Linked DNA regions of Homo sapiens: regions 2 and 3 are each linked to region 1. Evidence: chromatin contacts called from ENCODE Hi-C or POLR2A ChIA-PET data. All regions are on one chromosome and are shown on one strand. The core of a region is the stretch at or near the end of the contact, and the rest is flanking DNA. Distances in the headings are between cores, read along the strand shown.

Region 1 (4,309 bases), core at 1,752-4,251:
ATTACTTGATCCCAGGAGTTCGATATCAACCTGGGCAATGTACGGAGACCCCATCTCTAGCAAATGATTAGAGCTAATAAGTGAATTCAGCAAAGTTGTTAGATACAAGATCAACACACAAAATCAGTGGTATTTCCAAATACTGGCAATAAAAAATCTAAAAAGGAAATAAATCAACTCCTTTTACAATAGCATCAAAAAGAATAAAATACTTTGAAATATATTTAACCAAAGAGGTACGAGACTTGTACGTGGAAAACTATAAAACACTGCTGAAAGAAATGAAAGAAGGTCTAAGTATGGTCATGTAGTGCTTAACCATGGGGGCACCTTCTGAGAAATGTGTCGTGTAAGTGAATTCGTCGTTGTGTGAACATCACAGAGTATACTTACACAAACCTGGATGGTATAGTGTACTACACATCTAGGCAATATGGCATAGCCTTGCTCCCGGGCTACAAACCTGGACAGCATGTTACTGTATTGAATACTGTAGACAATTGTAACATGATGGTATTTGTGTATCTAAACATAGAAAAGATACAGTAAAAATATGGCCTTATAATCTTATGTGACCACCATCACATATGCTGTAAGTCATGGACCGAAAGGTTGTTATGTGGCGCACGACTATAAATGCAAAAATATTCATGCTTAAGGATTTGAAGACTTTATATATAAAGTGAGTCATCGCACCAGTATTGTTAAGATATCAATACTCCGGCTGGGTGTGTTGGCTCACACCTGTAATACCGGCACTTTGGGAGGCCGAGGCGGGTGGATCATCTAAGGTCGGGAGTTCAAGACCAGCCTGACCAACATGGTGAAACCCTGTCTCTACTAAAAATACAAAAATTAGCTGGGCATGGTGGTGCATGCCTATAATCCCAGCTACTTGGGAGGCTGAGGCAGGAGAATCACTAGAACCTGGGAGGCGGAGGTTATAGTGAGCCGAGATCATGCCATTGCACTCCAGCCTGGGCAACAAGAGCAAAACTCCATCTCAAAAAAAAAATTGAAGGTATCAATACTCCTCAAATTGATCTACCAATTCAAAGCAATCCCTGTCAAAATCCCAGTGGCCCCCCCCTCCCTTTTTTTTTTTTTTTAACAGCAATGGAAAAGCTGAGCTAAAATTCATACAGAACTGCAAGCGACAAAACAATCTTGAAAAAGAGGAGCAAAGTTGGAGGACTCAAACTTCCTGATTTCTATACAGCTACTATACAGCTGTATACAGCTACTATACAGCTACAGTAATCAAAATAGTATGGTACTAGCATAAAGATAAGATACATAATCAATGGAATAGAATTGAGAGTACAGAAATAAATTTATACATCCATGGTCAATTGATTTTTGACAAGGGAAGAATCCTCTCTTCATTAAATGGTGCTGGGACCAAAAAATCGGAAGAGCTCTCACAGAATGGTCAAAGAAAAGTCTCTTTGCCTAATGGGATCAATTTAACTCCTTATTGTGCTTCAACAGACACGGTCTCATGAGCAGTGAGATTTGAACTCACCACAGGCTCCCAAAATCACTGAACAGGAGATGAGGGAGGTGGTGGTGGGGGGAACGGCATGGGCCTGTAGGTGAGGATCAATCTCAATCTGAGTCCCCGCACTAAAGACTTACAAATAAATCCCGATTTAGGCAAACCGAGACTTTATTCGGAAAGGATTATTGCAACAGGGGGGAAAAGGACTATTGCAATAAGGGTGGAGAACTATTGCAATAGGAAGAAGGACTGTTGCAATTGGGAGAATGCTGGACTATAAAATAAAAAACAAATCTGGATATACGTAAGGAGAGAGTTCAGTGGAAGAGATCCAAGAAAAGGGAAAGAAACTATTGCAACTGAGAGTGGGGATTGGGGGAGGCTACAGCAACCGGGAGAACTCTCCAACCATGAGATCTGCAGCGATCTCCTGGGTCAGGCAGAAAAGGGCTTTCCTTTTACAGAGATGAGTGAACAGGGCTAGAAAGACCCGGGTGTGGGGAAGTGGGGAGAAGACTGGAGGTGGCAGCGATGAGACTATACAGAGACTGTTTCCCTGGGGTCCGTCTATTTTCAGGCGGTGGATGAGGAGGGCTGCTCGCTGGCTGCGGCTGAGGCTCGGTCACCGTGTAGAGAGGCCCAGGGAGAGCTGCTTCACTCAAGTCCTGTCAAGTCAAGGCAGCCGGGATTTGTCCACATCGTGAGTACAGGCAGGTCAGCTAACTATTTGCGAGGCGAAGAACTGGAATTTAGAGGGTCTGGGCCTGACCTTGTCACAGCTAACGACGGGGGCATCCTTGAGTCCTGACAAAGTCACATGCGGAAGGGCGGTTGCGTGTAGTAAGTCCTTTTAGGAACACAAAGGGGCCGGGCGCGGTGGCTCACGCCTGTAATCCCAGCACATTGGGAGACCAAGGCGGGCGGATCACCTGAGGTCAGGAGTTCAAGACCAGCCTGGCCAACATGGTGAAACCCCGTCTCTACTAAAAATACAAAAATTAGCCGGGCGTGCTGGCAGGCGCCTGTAATCCCAGCTACTCCGGAGGCTGAGGCAGGAGAATCGCTCGAATCCGGGAGGCGGAGGTTGCGGTGAGCCAAGATCGCGCCATTGTATTCCAACCTGGGGGACAAGAGCGAGATTTAGTCTCAAAAAAAAAAAAAAAAAAAGGTGGGTGGGGGTTTCTTCAACTTCGTTGTCCACAGGGCTCAGGTCAAGTTCAACATTGTCAGAATGCAGGGATGTCTCTCCATGGTTTCTGAGGCTGAGGAGGTACCCAGGTAAGCACACTCTGGGTTCTCTGGTGAGCACACACCGAGCTGCCTGCATCTCCCCTACCCATGAAGGCAGCTAGCCGCCGGGCCAGTGGTGGGAAGGGGAGGCGGCCATTAGCGCCGTTCCCGCCGGGACTTGAAGCGCCCGGCCGCGGCAAGCCCCGCCCTCGGCGCGCCCCCGCGTCCGCGCGCGCTCCTCGGGTCTGCGCGGAGCCGGCGTCGGCGCGCGCTTGGGCGCCTGGCGAAGACCGAGAGAGGCTGGCGGGATCTCAGCGGCGCGGCCGCGGAACCTGAGGCGGTCTGGGGCGGCGGCGCTCCGGCTCTGAAGGGCTCCAGCCAAACGGAGCCCGCGGCCAAACGGTGCCTGCGGTGCCTGAGCTGAGTGAGGCCGAGGCCGGGAGGCCGTGCCCGGAGGTGAGCGTCCCGGGGCCGCGCCGCGTCCGGCGGGGTGAGGGCGGGGCGGGGCGGTCGCCTGCCGGCTGGGGCCGAGGGGTCGCGGCCTGTGGCTTGGCCGCCGCGGATCGTCGGTGTCGGGGGGAGTCTCGCTCCGGAGGGCCGCGTGTTTGCGACTCGGGAAGGGGCGCCGGCGGCGGAGCCCGAGCCAGGGTCCCGCCCAGCCCAGGTGAGCGGCGACCCCGAGCCCCTGACTCGCCTGCGGCTTGACTTGCGAGCTAGCTGAAGGCACAGCTCCTGGTTCTCTCGCAGGGCGTTCCGAAACTTACAGTTATGCGCAACACAATGTTTCTATTTTCAAAGGCGAACGCTGCACGATCGCAGTCCAGTGATACAAAGTATGCCTATTAGTGACTTCACCCGACTCCCACCACTCACTTTCTCTGATGTTTTGAAGGCCTGGTGTTCGCTGATTTCACGTTTCCTTAATTTCTTCTTTGTGCCTTTTTTTTTTCCTTTTCGCTGCCAGTAATAAAAGAGTTTATTACTTGTCAGCAATGATGAATGTTCGTGTGGCATCCAGCGTTGAGTTCCTATGTACGTAATTTGAGATAAGTAAAGATAGGAAACTGCTGATTTGTTTTGATGCGAATGCAGAAAATAATGTGGTAGTATGAAGTCTGGCCGGTTGCAGTTTGTTTTTAGGGGGGAAACTTTAAAAGTTCATGTTGTGTCTTCTTTCTAAATATGCTGAAAGTCGGATTTATTTAAAAGGCAATTAAATTCAGTGAATACAGAGTATCTTTTTATAACACTAATGTTAGTGCTAGGCACTGGCGGAGTCCAAAAATGTGTAAAAAATGTGTGCAGGAGGGAGTGGTTAAGCACACTAATGATATGAGGCTGACTGCAGTCCAGTGTTAATGGAAGCTCACACTTACTGAGCAGTTGTTTTCAGCTGGGCACTGTGGAGGGTACTTTACTTGCATTTTAATTTAATAATGTATAATAATTAGCATACACTTGATTTAATTTTTTTCATTCAAAAAAATTTTAGTACCTACTGTGTACTGAATGCTAAGGATACAATAGTGACAATTACAGACTCTGCCTTTAGACTCTACAGTGTCATTGGGCAAAACA
Region 2 (4,790 bases), core at 1,125-3,624, 3.6 Mb before region 1:
TTAAAACTATGCAGATCATGTTAGGGTCTATAAAAAGGAGACAGCTTGGTCACTGAGAAAATTGGCTGTGGATTTCACACCTGGCCCAAATCTCTGGTCATAATTACTTTTGTTAACTAAGATAAGTACCTACTCCGGAAGGCAAATTATCTTTCCACACCAGAAAGGTTTATAAACAAGCCGGGTGTGGTGGCTCACGCCTGTAATCCCGGCACTCTGGGAGGGCGAGGCGGGAGGATCGCTTGAGATCGGAGTTCAGCCCAGGAAACACAGTGAGACCCTGTCTCTACAAAAAATGCAAAAATTAGCCGGGCGTGGTGGCGTGCGCCTGTACCCCCAGCTACAGTTACTCGGAAGGCTCAGGTGGAAGAACAGTTGCAGCCCGGGACGCGGAGGCTGCAGTGAGCCCAGATCTCACCACCTGCACTGCAGTCTGGGCGACAGAACCAGACCCTGTCTCAAACAAGAAAAAAAGATTCATAAACAAGTATGGAATGCTTGAGAGAAACAAAATCCAAGTATTATTTGGTAATTTATATACAGTATTTGTAATGCCTGAGAATTTATTCTAAAGTGACAGCTTTGTAAGAGCAAAGTAAATGTCAGTAATTAATTTAGGCTCTTTTAAAAAGTTGAAATCTTGCTAAATGCTGAAACACCTAAGAGAACTTTGGACTCAAATTAAGGAAAGCATGTGTTAAACACAGCTTAAATTGCTGGAAAATGCGTAAGTTACTGGCAATTATAACTCAAAATAGCTAGACCTGTAAACAAAATTTAAAAACTGGACTTAAATCCTCAAGAACCAGGTTTCTGAAATAAAATTTTATTTTTAAGATTATCGTAAACCTTTTCTGCATACAAAAACTGCCCTCATGCACACCAAGAAAATTCTACACAATGCAATTTCACCAAAAATCGGAATTTTAAAGAAATTCTTGCAGCACGGAAAATGCCATCATTTTTATTCATAATGATTGAGCAAATGAAGTAAATCATTGTTTAAAAGGAGGCTAGGAAGAGAAACAAGTTGAAAATACTCATTTTTGTTTTTTTTTTTTTATTTACAGGATTCCTTAAGTCATCTTCCAATACTCCAGGTCACATGGTGAAGAGTCACCTGTTAAACACGAAATCTAACCATTAAACAAGCTTTTAAAATCCTTCGGTAACTCCCTTTATTAAAATTGTTTTCTTGACATACAGTACCTTTACAGGTATTACATTTCTCTTCACCGTTTACAAGCATTTTTCTCATGTTTTCCTTCACCAAAACATCTGCCCCGTTTTCTCAACAAGTAAAAATCTCAAAGTACTAAGTCCTAACATGATGTCTTATTGCACCTAATATGCTGGCAATACATTCCTCTCTTCAAAAGTTTACGTATGTTAGAATAAAAAGCTAAGTTAAGTAGGTTTTCTCTGGCTGTGTTTTCAGAAACAACACTAACTTTTACACGTGTTTGGGCATGAAACTTTAAACATTTTCCCCAAAACCTGACCCAATTCAGATACAAAACTACTGCTCAAATAGTAGAAGCCGCTAATCTTGTCTTTGGTTTTAATTTACATATTTTTCTGAATATCGAAATCCGTTCCTATAACCTAAACAAGGCGAATCCAAGTCACTGCTTCATACCCACATCTGTCCACGGCAAGCTTTTCCCGGACACACTCGGGCCTTTGAAAATGCCCACACTTGTTTTCATAAACCCACTCCTTCCTCTTCACCCACTTGCAATCCGCATGCTTCTCTGGGGCCACCCGGCCTCTCCCCTCTTTCCGAACCCTAGGGCCGACAGCTCGGTCTCTAACCTCCAGCGCGCCGAATCGGAGGGAGAACCGGGTCGGCGCCCCACGCCCCCGAGGCGGCGGCCCCGCAGAGGGAAGGAAGCGGGAAAGCGGCCGGCGCGGCGCCCCCTCCCCCGCACGCGCACACCCCCTTCCGGCACCCCTCCCCCTGCATTGTGCGAGCGGGCCCCAGGCCGCACCGGCCCGGGCACTCAGCAGGCCCTATCCGCCCTCCCGCTGGCGATCGGCTCCCGCCGAGGCCGCCGCACAAAGCCTGGGGAGCCATCCTCGACGGCGCCAAAGGACCGGAGAAAGAGCGAACGCGGACTGACTTACAGGGCTGCTGCGGCCGCGCTGCCTCAGCCGGGGACACCGACCGTTGGGCACACGGCGGCGTCGCTCTTGGCGGTCCTCCCCCTCCTCCGCCTTCGGTGGCGGCAATGTCTTCTTTCTCCACCTACCACCCTCCCCCCCCACCCCACCTCCTCCTTCTCCTCCCCCTCCTCCTCCGAACCACCGAAGTACCGAGGGTGAGACACAGAGACTCACAACAACATGGCTGCCACCGCCGCCTGCCCTCCCCTCCCCCCCGCCCACCGGGCGCGCGCAGTGCACCCCGGGAGAAAGGGGAGGGGGAGCGCTCACCAAGGCGCGGCTCCTTTTAATGCCTTGCGTCCCTGCTCCCGCGCTGCCGCCGCGCGGGCCGGGGGCGCCCTGCGCGTGCGCACGTTCTCCGCGCTCTCACGTGTTTGGCCGCCTCTCCGGCGTGCCCTCCCCCGCCCTCACCTTGCGGGCTCGCGCTTCCCTCCTGGGCTCCGCCGCGGCGGGCTCGGAGAGCGCAGGCGTACTGTTGCCAAACGCTGTGTTCGACTGTCTTCCCGCGTGGGGCCTCGCCTTCTGAATCTTCTTACCCTCGGCTTCCTACCCGGTTGCTCACTGTTTTCCCCCAACTGGGTGTGCGGGTGTCTGCGCCCGCGCCGCCCACCGTGGGGTACTCCTGGCATTTCGCTTCCAGAGTGCTGGCGCCCACAAGAGCCGGACGTTAATTCAGGCCTTTAACTTTCACTCTGTACCTCCCCACAACCAGACGAGGGAGATGCATCTGGGGGTGGAAGATTGTACCCTGCGAGAGGGCTGTCACTCTTCTCGTGGTTGCACCCCAGGCAGGTGGAGCCAGCTCTCAGCAAATTGTCGGCCCCCAGTGCTTGGTCCCGGTGCACACAAAGGAAACTCAGGTCGTTCTCCAGCTGGGCCAGTGATTCTCACTCGTTGGCTGTTTCTTTTTCTCGCGTACTAAGCGCTCTCTCCTTCCCCGTTTACAGGCTAGTTGGAAACTCCAAATCTGCCTTGCTGTCCTGGACCCCCATGCAAAGCAGTGGTGATTCCAGGATTCTAACCTAACCGGCTCCAGGTCACACAGCTGTAACAGGCACCGTGTCCGATTTGTTCTTGATGGTTTGTTTGCACAGCTCCTGGCTCTCCTGACATGCTGCACTTCGTAAATATTCAGGGCCTCCCGTATAGTTTGCTTAATATATGTCTTCCCTAGGCGACTGTGAGCTCCACGAGGGCAAGGACCTTGTGTTTTGTTTCACACTGTGCCCGCAAGTGCCTGTTGAATACACATGGGCTCTTCGGTTTTTAACTATTACTGAAAAATGTCTGACATTGAAATCCATCCCAAGCCCCTACCTTAGGCTCATATTTCAGGCTTCTAGATATTTTCACTTGAATTTTCTTGTCACCAAGCATGTTAAAAACTGAAGTCACACCCATCCCCTACCCCCCACTCTTGTACTGTCTCTGTAATTGGCAGTGTCACCACCTATTCATTCCCCAAATTACACCTCTGAGAACCATCCTTGTCTCTTCCTCTTACCCCGACTCCAAATATAAATAACTTACCAAGCCTCGCAGATTTTTACTTCCCAAGTAATTCTGGAGACAGTCTTCCTCTGCCTCCTCACTAATGCTAGCCTTGCTTCCCAGGTCTGGATTTCTGTAGCTGGCTCTTAATCAGCTTTCCTGTCTCCAGTCTCACTCCCTCCAATCAGTTCTGCTCACTGCTATCTAAAATGCAAATCCAATTCCTGGCGCTCAGGCCTCTGCTTCAACCATCTCATTGCTCCCCATCACCCACGACAGCATTTCCCTAGTGTGCTGTGTTCAGTGTTAATAGATGTTCCTTTAAGAAATGTCTCACGATCAAGTAAGAATGGGAGATGCTGGGGTGTACACATTTTGCCTTCCTTCTCCTTTCCCCTCCGTTGAGCTGATAATAGCAGAAGAGTCTTTATATACAGTTGCTTAGTGTGGGTGAAACTAGATAAATCCATCACAGGCCCTCCCTTAGAATATGGAATTGGGACTAAGAGACCCCAACCTCGAAAGTCTCTTGGACCTGGGATCCCTTGGGCAGACTGGTTCCATCCTGTAAGACAGGGAACCTGTAGAGAAAGAGTGGAGTTGAGAGAGAAAAGGAGAGTGCTGACAATGTCTCTCTTTCACATGTTTCTGTGCCTGGCTGGCTGCCTCTACCCTTGGAGTCTGAGCCGCATTCCTGGATCCTTATGGTAAATTCTGCTTCTTTGCTTAAGCTAGATAAAGTGAATTTCTGTTACAACCAAGAGTCCTACTAAAAGCCACGTGTAAGCTATAGTTATTTGTTTGGTACTAACAACATGCAAGCACCAAAGCACTTTCCATACATTGTCTCATTTAATGTTCCAGATATCCCCATGAACAAGGCCAGCTTCAGCACAGGCACGTGACCTGTGCAGTTGAACAAGGCCTGGGGGGTGCCTAAAAAGATTCTACGATTGGTTTAATGCTCTGATGTCACCATCTAGAAAGTCTTAGTGGTTTTTGACAAAAGGGCCCCTCATTTTCATTTTGAACTGAGCTCCACAAATTACCTATGAGGTATTATCTCTATGTGACAAAAGGTTTATTTTCTGCCAGACTTATTAGTGCCTTTAAAATCAAAATATGCATTGTAA
Region 3 (4,856 bases), core at 112-2,611, 3.9 Mb after region 1:
ATTTAAAATTCTTTTGTTGCTTCTTCTCGTTACACAGTCTCCTACTCATCCTCAAGTTTTCGTCAGTCACTATAACTGCCTCTAGCAGTCTCTTCTCTAACTCCCACCTTTCTAATCTCAGTGGAAATTTGGTAACACAGCTTATAAATATTTTAAGGTAAGGTTAAATTGGTTACATGAAGACCCTAGACCTATTTTCTGAGTAGAATACAGGTGGTTTGGTGCAGCAATTTGGTGACTTATTTTGATTGTCCCAAAGCCTTTTTGTTTAGTTCCACGTTCTCTATTACCCTTTGGAAAAGCAACATTTCAGGACGAATGAGGTGTTACTGTAGCATACCTGATCATTTTTATAACACAAAGTAGCATTACAACTGAAAAGATATTCATCAAAAGACTGAACTGCAGTAATTGGAGTGGTAGGATTTTCTTGGAATATCTGAATTTATTACTAATTTTACAGTGAACATACATTACTTTTGTAATCAGAAAAGCTACCTTAATTTAAAAAAAAGAAAAATCAGAAGGATCTGTCTACTCAATCTTACTGACCTAACTCAACAATTTTCATTTGGCATATTTTCTATCATAATTTGATCATCGTTTTCAGAGGTTGTAAATACTGTGTTTATGTTTTTATTTTGATTCATACTTGGCTTGCTGAAAAATACGCTGTAAATATAAAATACTGCAGTAATGCCGACAATCAACATGGTGAAAGGTGACAGTCTTTTTGATTTCTGCTCAACTCATTATTTTATACAATAAGCTCAGACGAATAATACCCAATTTGGATAATGTTACGCTTGACAAAACACTTTACTTCATTTAGTCCTCACAACAACCCTGTGAGGTAGGCACATTCTCGGAGGTAAAATGACGTGGGCAAAGTTCCCTGGCTCGTTTGGGGAAAGGCTCAGCAGCCGGGCCAAGAAAGGTCTTTGGGGGCGCAAGTCTTTGGAGGGCAGGTCTTTGGGGAGCGCTTTGAGTAATATTAGAGCTTTCACTAAACCCTGGCCTATTACGTCCCCTCCCCTGAGATTTACCTTTATATACTCAAGTTCTTTCATGCCAGGAAGGTAGGCTGAAGGCTTCGAAAACCTGCAGCTCATACCCAAAGCTAGCACTGTCTATCCCTGGAGACCCAGCGCCCAAAAGCTCCACTGGGCGCATAGCGCACGGCACGCCTCCTCCCCCGAGCCGCAGACTGAGTAACTGGCCCCGGACTAACCTGACCAGGTCGGTCATGCAGGAGCCCACCACTACCACCGCCGCCACCTCCTCTTGCCACTGCCTCTGGGGTTCCCCAGACGCCGCCATCGCTCAAAGGTGCTGCTGTCCAACCTGGACGGTGACCTCTGCCCTTTGCCCGACCCCGTAACCAGAGACGCCACTCCTGCCCTCCCTAACGACGCGGGCCTTTCAGACGCCTACGCGGGTCGCCCACCTGACTGCCCGAAATCACCCCGCCCACCAAGTGTCCCCTCTTCTTCCTGGAATAGTCTCGGTGCACAGCCTCACGTAACAGGGCCCTCCTGATATGGCGAGACTCCGCGCTCCTCGTCACTCACGGGGCAGGCGCTGAGGAAGGAACTGTCAGGCACCGCGGGGACGCCTTTCCGAGCGCCCGGCTCGGCGCGGCGCGGGGGCGCGCACGCCGCCCAGCTTCGGGGCCGCAGAGGGGGCGGGGCGGGACGTCCGGGGAGTGCGCACGCATCCTGCCCGCGGCGCGCGCGCAGGTCGGTGCGTCTGTCGGGGGCGCGCTCGGGTACCTGTACCCCACGTAGTCGCCGGTTACCGATCGGACTAAGTTCCAGGTACCTGGACTGGGGCTGGTGCGGGGAGGTTGGATCCCGAGTCGCACAGGTGGCGTGGAGAACTGTGGTTTAAATATGGCCAGGGGACTCGCCTCCTCTTCCTATGGAGAAGGCCCCCGTTCCAAAGATGCCCTTCTCATCCCCATCACGCTGATTCCCTCAAGAACGAGCCCCCAAGGCCAGAGGCGTCTCTTTCTCCATATCTGGCCCATCCCCTGGTTCCTGTAAACCCCGAGTATTAGTTCCTTGTTGCCTGATGAGGGGAATCATACAGTTTGGAAGAGGGGAGAGTGTCCCTTTTTAAGACGTCCCCTAGAGTGGGGTGGTCATTCTTCGGGTCTGAGCTAACTTGTTTTTCTCGAATGTTGCCCCTTGGGGGAAATTGCTTCCCCAGTGTAACTTCCCTCGTGCGCTGTATGACGTCGACGTGACGCAGCAGGATGCCACCCCTTTCCGTTCCATGACGTCAGCAGGGCACATGTTTCCGTGTTTGTCATCTCATTTTAATTGCAAGAACCTGGATGGTGCTTTAGACGTCTTTGTAATCCCCAGGCCTCTCATCAAAGGACCTTTTGTAACTTTATTTTGGGGTAGCAGACCCTTGCAAAAATTGTAATTTTGCATTTTCCTTTTGCAATACGTCAAAATCAGGAAATACAAATTGCAGTAGTAGTATTCAGGGGACTCTGACCACCGTAAATATTTGTATATCTGGGGTGTATTATAGTGCTGCCATGCGTAAGAGTTACTACCGGTGGTGACTCCCTGTCCATGTACCCGGTTCACTGCACCAAAGGACCAGTGTTTTTGGCTAAGTGACTTCTGATTTTGGAGTCATTGTGTTCCACTCCCCACCCCCCGCCCTTTTTTTTTAGAGAAGTCACACCTCCTCATGGTTGAAATAGATTTTAATACTGCGTGAAACCTTGCACTGTTAAAACATAGTATTATGGCTGCCCTGGAAATAGAATTCATTCCCTCAGGTGTCATCCTAAAGTCACGACCGTTGCTGAATTAGAATGTATTGTTGTCACTTAGTATGGTTTGGCTTCTAGAGCAAGGCTGTTCCCTTTAACATTTGACTAGTGAATCACTCAGACCAGGTTCAGCAGTAGGTCAGCAATAGTCCAGTTTGTTTTTAGTGGTAAAGCAATCATTTGTTTAAATTTTTACTTTTTGTCTGTTCACATTTTATAAGATATACGCTTTACAAAATCACCTTGATGCTTTTCTCTTTGGTGATAGAAGTTATCAATGTTTATTTGAGAGAAAGATGGGTATAGTGGACTTGGAGAATCCGGATTTGGATTCTGATCCTCCAGCTTCCAACATTCAACAAGTTATTTTATTTTGCTGAGCTTTAATTTTCTATTTGTCAAGTTTCTTTAGCTTCCACTTGTCAAATGGGAACAATTATTGTTCTCAGGGAACAGAGTTGGGGAAATGTAAATGAAATTACAGATAGAGATGAGTAATATAATGCCTGATAATGGGTAGATAGGTGTCTAGAATGTGTTGGTTCTGTTTCCTTCTTTTGTAGAAGCAAGAGATAAAGTAATAATGGGTACTGTGGGGAAAAACACAGAAGAACAATTCGGTAATATAGGTGAGACCCTTTTGCTTTTTTATAAGATAGGTATATTTGTACTTAGCATATGACTTTGATAAGCATCCCTTCAAGAATTGTGACATAGACATGAAGGTGGAAATGTTGGCGAATAGAAAAAAATAGGCTTCAAAATTATGATGTGGATTAGTATACTGTTCAGAATCAAATTATAATAATTACCCATATTATCTGCAAACTGGGAATTAAAATTCCTTACTACCTCAGGCTTGTGAAGATCAACTGCAGTAATATATATGGACGCTCCTTGTAAGTGATAAAATGTTTAAAAAAGTACATGATTTTTATGATTGGTAGTACAGTGTTAGATGTTTAGTCTTACTTTGAAATGAGAGACTAGTCGGGGGGCGGTCATCTGTTAAGCGGTCAGAAGAAGAGCTTGTTTTATATTTACAAAAAGGATGATTTTAGAACTGAAGTATGAATATAAAGGTGTTAATCTCGAAGATACTTCTGGTTGTCATCACTATATAGGGTCAAAGTGTTCTTATTTTTTGAGCTATCAAATTAGCAAATAAATTTATTACTTACTATCTGAAATAATAAACTGAAACAGGTTTTAATTTTCAACATTTATTTTAGCAAGGACTTGTAAGTTTTCATGTGGTATAATGTATGAAAACTAGAACCAGAGCATCATTTACTGGTAACTTGCTGGAAATTAATTTTCTTTTGATGTGGCATTATTCTTTAAAATTGAGGAAGGAAACGATCATTTGAATCGACTTTTTCCTCTGAAGGAAGAGGCTTTCATTTAGAAATCTATTAAGAAGAATTCGTGTACTCCCTCCCCCAGCCCTATGAGTTTCCAGATAATTTAGATATGATGTATTGGTTCTACTTTTGTGGTTTTAAGTGTAAGGACTTAGTGCCTTAAAGTCAAATACCTTAAGATCCATGTTAGTCTGTGTTGCTTGATAGCTGCATAGATGTATGTTTTCATAATTTAATTGTCAAGTAGATTTTTGTTATATCTCTTCCTTGGATCTTGTTATATCTATTCCCCTACCAAATTCTGGGGAGGGGGCACATTATCTTCTCTCCATACTGAAATATTTCTCTAACTTTTGTCCCCTTACTCATTTATTTATTAAAAAATGTTTATTGAGTGTTTAGCATGTGCCAGGTATTTCTGTTAAACCCTGGGGATTCAAAACATAGACCCTGCAGGGAAGAGATCACGTAAGCAGGTAGTTATACTACACTGTGGACGGAAAGGTATTAAGAAAGGTGTATCAGCAGTAGGCCGGGTGCGGTGGCTCACGCCTGTAATCCCAGCACTTTGGGAGGCCATGGTGGGTGGATCATGACGTCAAGAGATTGAGACCATCCTGGCCAACCTGATGAAACCCCGTCTCTACTAAAAATACAAAAATTAGCTGGGCGTGGTGGCATGTGCCTGTAGTCCCAGC

The links. A loop is a pair of places that touch in the nucleus more often than their neighbours do. ChIA-PET counts read pairs that join two places held with the same protein, here RNA polymerase II (POLR2A). Pooled maps may share reads with other maps.
Region 2: a pooled map shows a loop between it and region 1 (4-fold over the local background). The contact joins the promoter of PUM2 here to the promoter of UBXN2A in region 1. A Hi-C loop is called at or near these places in 1 of 50 pooled maps. POLR2A ChIA-PET finds 5 or more read pairs at or near these places in 2 of 52 experiments (activated naive CD4-positive, alpha-beta T cell and activated naive CD8-positive, alpha-beta T cell).
Region 3: a loop to region 1 is called in a map of CD8-positive, alpha-beta T cell, with 24 times the contacts of the local background. The contact joins the promoter of RBKS here to the promoter of UBXN2A in region 1. A Hi-C loop is called at or near these places in 1 of 168 maps with a recorded cell type or tissue (CD8-positive, alpha-beta T cell) and 6 of 50 pooled maps. POLR2A ChIA-PET finds 5 or more read pairs at or near these places in 1 of 52 experiments (activated T-cell).

Annotation. Positions count from the first base shown.
Region 1 is chr2:23,937,462-23,941,770 of GRCh38, forward strand. UBXN2A (UBX domain protein 2A) reads left to right here and starts at 3,002. Exons shown (of 7, transcript NM_181713.4): 1 at 3,002-3,187. RefSeq lists silencers at 2,812-3,007, 2,869-2,968, 3,029-3,508 and an enhancer at 3,639-3,748.
Region 2 is chr2:20,348,470-20,353,259 of GRCh38, forward strand. PUM2 (pumilio RNA binding family member 2) reads right to left here and starts at 2,375. Exons shown (of 21, transcript NM_015317.5): 1 at 2,128-2,375. RefSeq lists a silencer at 1,758-2,647 and enhancers at 1,843-2,472, 2,473-3,104, 2,808-2,897, 3,105-3,734.
Region 3 is chr2:27,889,026-27,893,881 of GRCh38, forward strand. It overlaps RBKS (ribokinase), which reads right to left and starts at 1,362. Exons shown (of 8, transcript NM_022128.3): 1 at 1,232-1,362. The coding sequence starts at 1,320. It overlaps BABAM2 (BRISC and BRCA1 A complex member 2), which reads left to right and starts at 1,704. Exons shown (of 12, transcript NM_199191.3): 1 at 1,704-1,817. It overlaps BABAM2-AS1 (BABAM2 antisense RNA 1), which reads right to left and starts at 2,089. Exons shown (of 1, transcript NR_028308.1): 1 at 431-2,089. RefSeq lists a silencer at 1,550-1,829.